Linked DNA regions of Mus musculus: region 2 is linked to region 1. A link is a contact called in ENCODE Hi-C data. All regions are on one chromosome and are shown on one strand. The core of a region is the stretch at or near the end of the contact, and the rest is flanking DNA. Distances in the headings are between cores, read along the strand shown.

Region 1 (3,779 bases), core at 741-3,240:
TCCAGTGGCCAATTTTACTATTTTTCAAACATGTATTACAACTAATATAAAACATTATCCATCTTAATATTTGATACCACCAACATAATTACTCCCCAGATGTAAAAGTGTTTAGTATTAATACAAATGTTTGAAGAAACTTGCACATATAGTTCATTATAATTTCAAGGTATTACTGCTGTAAGCTTCTAGGTTAAAAGCAGTCATCCCAACATAGCTGACTGTTCAATCAGGTATATACAAGACAAGTGAGGAGAACTTGGTCTTGCACCATTCAAGAGGCCCCGAGCTAAATCTATCCCCAGCAATGCAAAACAAACAAACACACACACACACAAAAATGCAGCCCAGAACTGTAGCACTGGGAAGATGATCTGCTTTGTGCTTCAAATTATTAAACAGTCAAGCAGACATTAAGGCAATAAAGGCGGTATTGAAGATAAGTATGTGGGTGTGTGCTCACTATCTTTCTGGTCCTTAGTTTCCTCATCTGTAACTACAGAAATAATCTTTGGCAAAGGCCCAGAATACAGAAAAGGTTAAAGGGAGGTGAGAACCAAGCACTATGTAGTGAGCCCTCAGAAACCCTAAAATCCTAAGGCCCAGAAAACAATCATTTAAGTTCTATGATTCTTCAGCAGGCTTCTCCTCCATCCAGTAGTAGTCATGTTTGAAATCTGAAAGCCAGGGTTTAAAAAGATTGTTTTTGTTTTTTTCTCTGAACCGTGGAAAACTACTCATTTTCGTAACGTCAAAATCATTTATTCTTCTCAAACAATGCCAATCTCCTTATACTCTAACCGCGCGGTTAAAAATATACCAGGAGCATTATTCCAACTATCAGGAAACTTGGGGTGGGGGCGGCATCGTAGATTGCTTAGACTCTGACCTTTGTGGATTTCTAAGTATCGTGTAGTGTTTGAGAAAAGAGAAAAACACTTTGGATGATGAAATTTGCAAAAGATCTAAAACTCCAGTTGGCAGAAGGCTCTCCACAGCCAGCTGTCTTTCAAGAAGGGGATCCGAGTGTGTTTACAACCTACAAGCAGAAGGGAGCCAAGCCTAAACTAAACTCTAACATAAAGAACTTTCCTCCAATATATCAGGCCAAAATGATGCAAAACCTGTAGTTTACTTCAATGGGTTTGCTCCAAGCCGGAATAATGAATGAAATGGAGGCATCACTACTGAGTTGGGGGCCTCACTTTCAACCCAGCGGGTGAGTCTCCAAATCCAGTGAACTCACGGGCTGATCTGCTTCAAGGGGAGACCCCGCTGCAGGCTCCCCGAAAGTTCCGCGGCCGCCAGTGTCCGCCCCGCCCGGCCGAGGGTCGCGCCCCCTCCCAGCCGCCGCACACACCCCGCCTCCGCCCCCGCCGCGTGTTAACCCCTCGCCACCCGGCGCGGGCTCGGGGAGGAGGCCGCCCAGGGGGTGGAGTTGTCGCGTCTCCTCCCGGGATCGCCCGGGCAGACGCCCGGCTTGTTTACAGGCCCCAGGCCTGGCCGCCGCCGCACAGGCCCTCCGCCCGCCCGCCCTCGCCCTCTTCCTCGCCCTCGCGCCGCGCTTACCCGGAGCAGCCGCGGGCGGGCGGGTCCCTCGGTCGGCCGGGGCGGCGGTGGCGACGGCGGCCGGGCACGGGGTCCCGCGACGGCGGCCGGGCCCGGGCGGAGGAGGGGAGGAGCCGGGCTGGGTCCGGGCCCCCGGCTCTCGGAGCCCTCGCGGCTCAGATCATCCGGGCGTCGGAGCGGGAGGCAGAGAGCGGGGCCCGCGGGAGGCGGAGGAGGCGCCGAGGACTCATCGCTTTCCGCCCCACCTGCCTGGGCCCCCCTCCCCCCGCCCCAGCCACCCGATCCCGAGCTGCGGACCCGGCCGGCGCGGAGACCACGGCGTTCTAGCTCCTGCGCGCGCTCCCGCCCCTAGCGCCGCCACCGCCGCCGCCTCTAGCGCGGCCCCGCGCACGCGCGCTCTCGACACCGCTGCCCCTCGCCCGGCCCCGCCCCGCCCCGCGCCGCCGTTTCCCCCACCCCCGGCCCTGCAGCTGCGGCGCGGCCCATGGGCTGGAGAGACCCGGATGTGGGAGGGCCGGAACTGCGGCTTGGGCGGGGGAGGGGCGGCGGTGACGTCACTGCCCTGCGCTGCTCCTCAGGTCGCTGCCGCGGGCCGATCCCTAGGGAGCGTGGACGTCCTGGGTGCGAGCCAGGCGCGCGGCCTTCGCGCTAGGGCGCAGAGGGCCTCTCCAAACCCGGCTGTCGTCGTCGTCCGCACCCGACTCTTACACCTGCCTACGGACGCCGGTCTCCAGGTGCAGTCTCGGTTAGCGCCCGGCACAGGGGACTCAGCCTGCCCCTTCGACCCCACGAGGCGCACACGAGTGCCGCGGCCATACCGCAGACGTGCGTGTGCAAACCGTTCACGCCTTGGGACACGTGCCTAGCTAGAGCTTCTCGCGGGTTGTCCCCGAGTCCCTGCAGGGATTCCGAATTGTATTTATGTGCACGTTACGGGGTCACGTGATTCGGGCTCAACGGGCACCTCCAAAGACCTCCAGTGGGGCTAATGGAACCGAGGGTTTTTCAAAATCTAGAGGATAATCAGAAACGTGACAGCTGCTTTCACGGAGAGCTAGAGATGAGCAAAAGGTAACTGCACGTGCAGGCGGCCAAAATCCAGTTTAGCTAGCTCGACCACAGAAAACCCGACCCACGCTGCTTGCCGACGCCGGGATAGAATGACAAACCCTAGGCAGCCAATGAATCAGAGCTGGAAAGCAGTACATCACCAGTATGAGTTCCCATTGGTTGGGTGTGCCTTCCCAGCTTTTCAGTCACCAGCTTAACCCTTACAACCAAATTCGCAGGAATAGAAGTTTAAGAGAGATTCTGATATAATACAAAGAAAAAGCATATATTCCGCTGAAATAGGCTAATGCTTTAAAAAAAAAAATACTAAAACTATTAGCCAAATTGAGTTCAGACCAGTAACAAGATTAATTTCAGTAAGGCCTTCCCCTTTTCTCTGGTGCTTACTGCAGTTTGCCACCCCGCTACTTCGTGTCTCTTATAAACCACTCCATTGTCTTGACTCTTAGATCAAATACAACCTGCTTTTGCCGGCTGTCATCCCGCAAACTATTTCTCTATTTTGGATGTTGTGGTAACCATTTCTGATATTTTCACCACGACTTATGGAAGATGATTCCCTTTTCTTCACTTTTACACCTGACATCAATGGCAGGACCACATGTGAGACTGCCAATTCCCAGCAGACACTATCTTCACTGACCCTCCAAATCACTCAGTATTTTGGGAATACGATGAATTTGTAGCACCTCCAGGTATATAAAGTAAAAATAAAATTCACTATACAGTTCTTAATTCTTTTCTATACAAGTGCAGAAATAAATGAAATTAGGTGCGAAATCTTTTAATGAAATGCTGTTTTATTATTATATACAATATGTTGTTTAGGTTTTGTTAAGTGGGGATGCTGAGGATTAAAACCATGTCAAGTCCTCAACCATTAAGCTCTGTCCTCAGCCCTGGTTAGGGTTTTTGTTATGTGCTTGTTTTGTTTTTGAGACAAGGTCTCTATGTAGTGCTTGCTGGCCTCAAACATACAAGGATCCTCCCAGACTGCCTCTGGATTGCTGATAGTACAAGCATGTGCCACCATACCTGACTCAATTCTTAGTACTACTATTAATACTTAAAACAAGTTACTGCACGATGGGCATACAAAAGTCATGTTGTGACAGCCACCATTTAGTGCTCTGTGTGTC
Region 2 (3,779 bases), core at 601-3,100, 3.0 Mb before region 1:
GTGCTGGAATTACAGGCAAGCAAAACCATACCCAGTTTGGAGGCATGGATTTTTTTTTTAAGTTCATACATTCATTTTTATTCCTTCAATTATTCAATATTTGTGTTGGGTGCTAAGGATATAGAAATAGAGGGTAGTGTTTCTGAGGCAGAGGCGAGAGGATGCTACAAGTTCGGGATCAGTCTTGTTTATATAGCTAAATTCCAGGGTATCCAGGTTACATAGTTAGACCCTAGGGGTGGAGGGGACATATAAAAAATTATGTGTGATGTCCATCCTGTAACCCTACAATTTGGTGGTCTGGGGTTTCAAGACAAACAAAATACTCAGTTGTAGCAAACACCTGTTAGCTCAGTACTTGAAAATCAGACTTGGTCTCCACAGCAAGTTTCTGGCCAGCATAGCATGTTTTATTATAGATTATTTTTGCCAAATGCTAATAATGGTCTTTATTATTCAGAAACATCAACTAATAACACTACTCTGTGTATGTTCTGCTGGGCCCAAACTCAGAGCTTCCTGCTTGCTGGCTAAGAAGAGACACCCATAGCAAACCATGGTTACTTTGTATACCATTCTTCAGGCCCAGTATTCCTTTTCTCATGCTTGTCTGCTTTCCTAGGCTGTAAACGCTTTTACTTATTTTGATACAGTATCTTGTTATGAAGCCCCAGCTGTCCTCAAACTCCAAATCTTCCCATGTCAGCCTCCAAGCGCTGGGATTCGTCTGTGCTCCCTCAACCTTTCCAACCTCAGCAATTCCAGGGCCAGGGACTCGAGGCAATCCTCTTTATGACTGCAGCAAGTGGAATAGGAGGAGCTGGGAAGCAATCTTTCTTGGGAAATGAAACTATTTCTCATGGCTTACCAGCATGGAGCATTTTCCAGCCTCTTTCTTGGAAGTAGTTCAGTCTTTAATTATAGACATTCGTTTGCCTTGACTGAAAATAACTTCCTGGAATTAAAACTTTGAAATCTTTTAATAAAATCGGATCCATCTAGAAGTTAAAGTCAAGTTTGTGACTTGCAAGACAATCCTGTTAAGATTCTAGTTCAGCCTATCAGATTCCAAGTTCAAACCTGGCATGGTGCCCCAGTAACCCCGAGTCTTGGGGGGCTTCACCAGAAGGATCAACAGTTCAGGGCTAGCCTTAACTACATAGCAAGGCTGAGGCCAATCTCGGCTAAATGATATACCCTGGTTCAAAAACAAAAACAAAACAAAACAAACAACAACAACAAAACAAAAACAAAAACAAAAAAACAAACAAACAAAAAAACAAACCCGAAACTCACAAAAAGAAAACGATAAAAGACAAAACAAAAAATACCCTCAGAATTCTCCACGCTACATTCTCCCACTAACTATGTGTTCTGAGCAATCTTGCTAAGTGCTAGAATTTATTAAGGAAATTTTACACCTAAATTCGCTTAAGAGACGTATGTGATGAGTGACAGTCAGATTTTACTTGGTAGGTGACTGGCTTTTCCTTTGCAGACCACAGCTGTGTCAGCGATCACATACCCAGGCTCTGTCCTGGATTATCTACGGTTTTCTAATCTTGCCACCGCTGGTCAATTGGCACGTGGCTTTCCGGACATCAACCATCCGAGACAGCTCTGAAATTAGTTGCTAATTAATGGCGTGAGTCGGACGATTCCGGTTTCGCGGCGGTTACTTTGCCTCCATTCATCACGCCCCAATTGATTCCAGGCTAATAAAAGCCGCGGGCAGCTCCTGGGTCACCAGCCCTGCCTAGACCCGCACTGTTCTTCGCACAGCAACCAGGAGCACCGGGAGGCGGGGCTTCGGCGACAGCTCCGGGCTGCGCGCGCGGCGCGGGCCTCCGTGAGCGCGCCAGGGGAGGGGCGCGCGGGGCGCAGGGCGCGCGCGGCGGCCGCTGCGGCCTGTTGGCGCGGTCGCCGGCAGCCTCGAGCGAGTCGAGCTAGGCACCGTGGCGGCTGTGGCTGGCGAGGAGCGCGTGGCCGGATCAATTCCCGAGTGGCCCGCGACCATGTCCCTGGGGCAGCGGCTGGCTCTGCTGGCCAGCCGTCTGCAGGAGCCGCAGCGGGTGGCGAGCTTCCAGCGTCTGTGTGGGGTGGAGGTGCCGCTCAGCAGCCCGGCGGCGGACGAGGATGCAGAGACCGAGGTTCGCGGAGCCCCGGGAGAACCCCGGCGACGGGGACGGCAGCCGGGCGCTGAGGACAGCCCCGCCAAGGCGGACTGCTGCGGTGCCCCGAACGGCGTGCGCAACGGGCTGGCGGCCGAGCCGGGCCCGACCGGGCCCCGCCGCGCGGGCTCGCAGCGCCGCAACTCGTTGACGGGCGAGGAGGGCGAGCTGGTCAAAGTGAGCAACTTGCCGCTCTACTACCTGTTCTGCTTAGGCACGGAACTGGGCAACGAGCTCTTCTACATCTTATTCTTCCCCTTCTGGATCTGGAATCTCGACCCCTTTGTGGGCCGGAGGCTGGTGATCATCTGGGTGCTGGTCATGTACCTGGGCCAGTGCACCAAGGACATCATCCGCTGGCCACGGCCGGCCTCGCCGCCTGTCATCAAGCTGGAGGTCTTCTACAACTCGGAATACAGCATGCCCTCCACGCATGCCATGTCAGGCACCGCCATCCCCATCGCCATGTTCCTGCTCACCTATGGCCGCTGGCAGGTACGCTGTGCCCCTCAGCTCCACGGTCGAGTTTCCAGTGCTTTCTGAACTTTCTTTTTCCCCTTTTTTTAAAAATTTGCCTCTTCCCGTCCAAAACCCCAACCCACAGGTTCTCACAGTACCCACGCAGGTCCTGTCAGAGTTCTAGAAAATTAACTGATGACGGTTCTTAAACACTAAACTGTATTTTAATACAGTTGGGTATAGTTTCTTAGACCCCCACCCCCCAAGGAAACACTTTTCGTGCATTGAATCCTTGAGCTTAGACTGAGTTTTTAAACTTAGTTCGTCTGATGCACAGTGGTGATTCAGTGTACTTAAAATGAAACACTTGGTAACTGAGACCCGGTTTCACTGCAATACATGGTGTTTACAATGTAAAATTAAAGAGTGTTTTCAAAACAGTAGTATAATTTCGGCACAGGCACATTCCAAGCACTAAAGTAATGACAGTTAAGAAAAAAAGCCGAAAGGTAAAGGAACAGAATCTAGATGAGTTCGTCGTAAAGGATTGACTGCAGGTCTGTTAAGACACTTCACTTCTGTCTCTGGTCTGGAGAACCAGTTGTTAGTTGCTACACTGTTACTATGGCGGTAACTGTAACCCTGCAGTTATAGGCTTTGCCTTCCGAGGAGCTGGATTGGTTATAATGGCGTTTGACATCGGGGGCAATTTGTCCATCAAGAGTTTTTAATGGTAGTCATTTTTTTAATTTGCCTGCGTTTTGGGGCTTCCCTAATTTGAGCTTCCTAGGGTTTGTTTGCAAGTGATACTTGAGTTTACAATTTAATTATCTTTCACACAGAAGCAAAATATATTTGTCTACTGGTCTTGCTTTATCTGTCTTAAATTGTATGATTTGTTAGTCTTTCGGACCAGACTCTTAAGAATAAAGTGCATCGGTTTTGGAGAATCTAGGAAAACTCATTATCTTTTTTTTTAACTCCCTTTTATTGCACAAGATTGAGAAATGCCAACTGTGCTGTAAAACTCCATTATAGGCTTACTTAACCCACGTTGAGTTTCAGTATGGGTAAATGTTGCCAGTATCATCCCAGGCCCTCTCTACTGTGCAATTCATCTGTTTTACAGTAACAGAAATCAGGCATGGA

The links. Hi-C counts contacts between places; a loop is a spot of excess contacts on that map.
Region 2: a map of left cerebral cortex shows a loop between it and region 1 (6-fold over the local background). The contact joins the promoter of Sgpp1 here to the promoter of Ppm1a in region 1. A Hi-C loop is called at or near these places in 2 of 37 maps with a recorded cell type or tissue (left cerebral cortex and v-Abl transformed pro-B cells).

What each region holds. Positions count from the first base shown.
Region 1 is chr12:72,759,422-72,763,200 of GRCm38, reverse strand. Ppm1a (protein phosphatase 1A, magnesium dependent, alpha isoform) reads right to left here and starts at 1,990. Exons shown (of 6, transcript NM_008910.3): 1 at 1,570-1,990.
Region 2 is chr12:75,733,800-75,737,578 of GRCm38, reverse strand. It overlaps Sgpp1 (sphingosine-1-phosphate phosphatase 1), which reads left to right and starts at 1,850. Exons shown (of 3, transcript NM_030750.3): 1 at 1,850-2,666. The coding sequence starts at 2,016.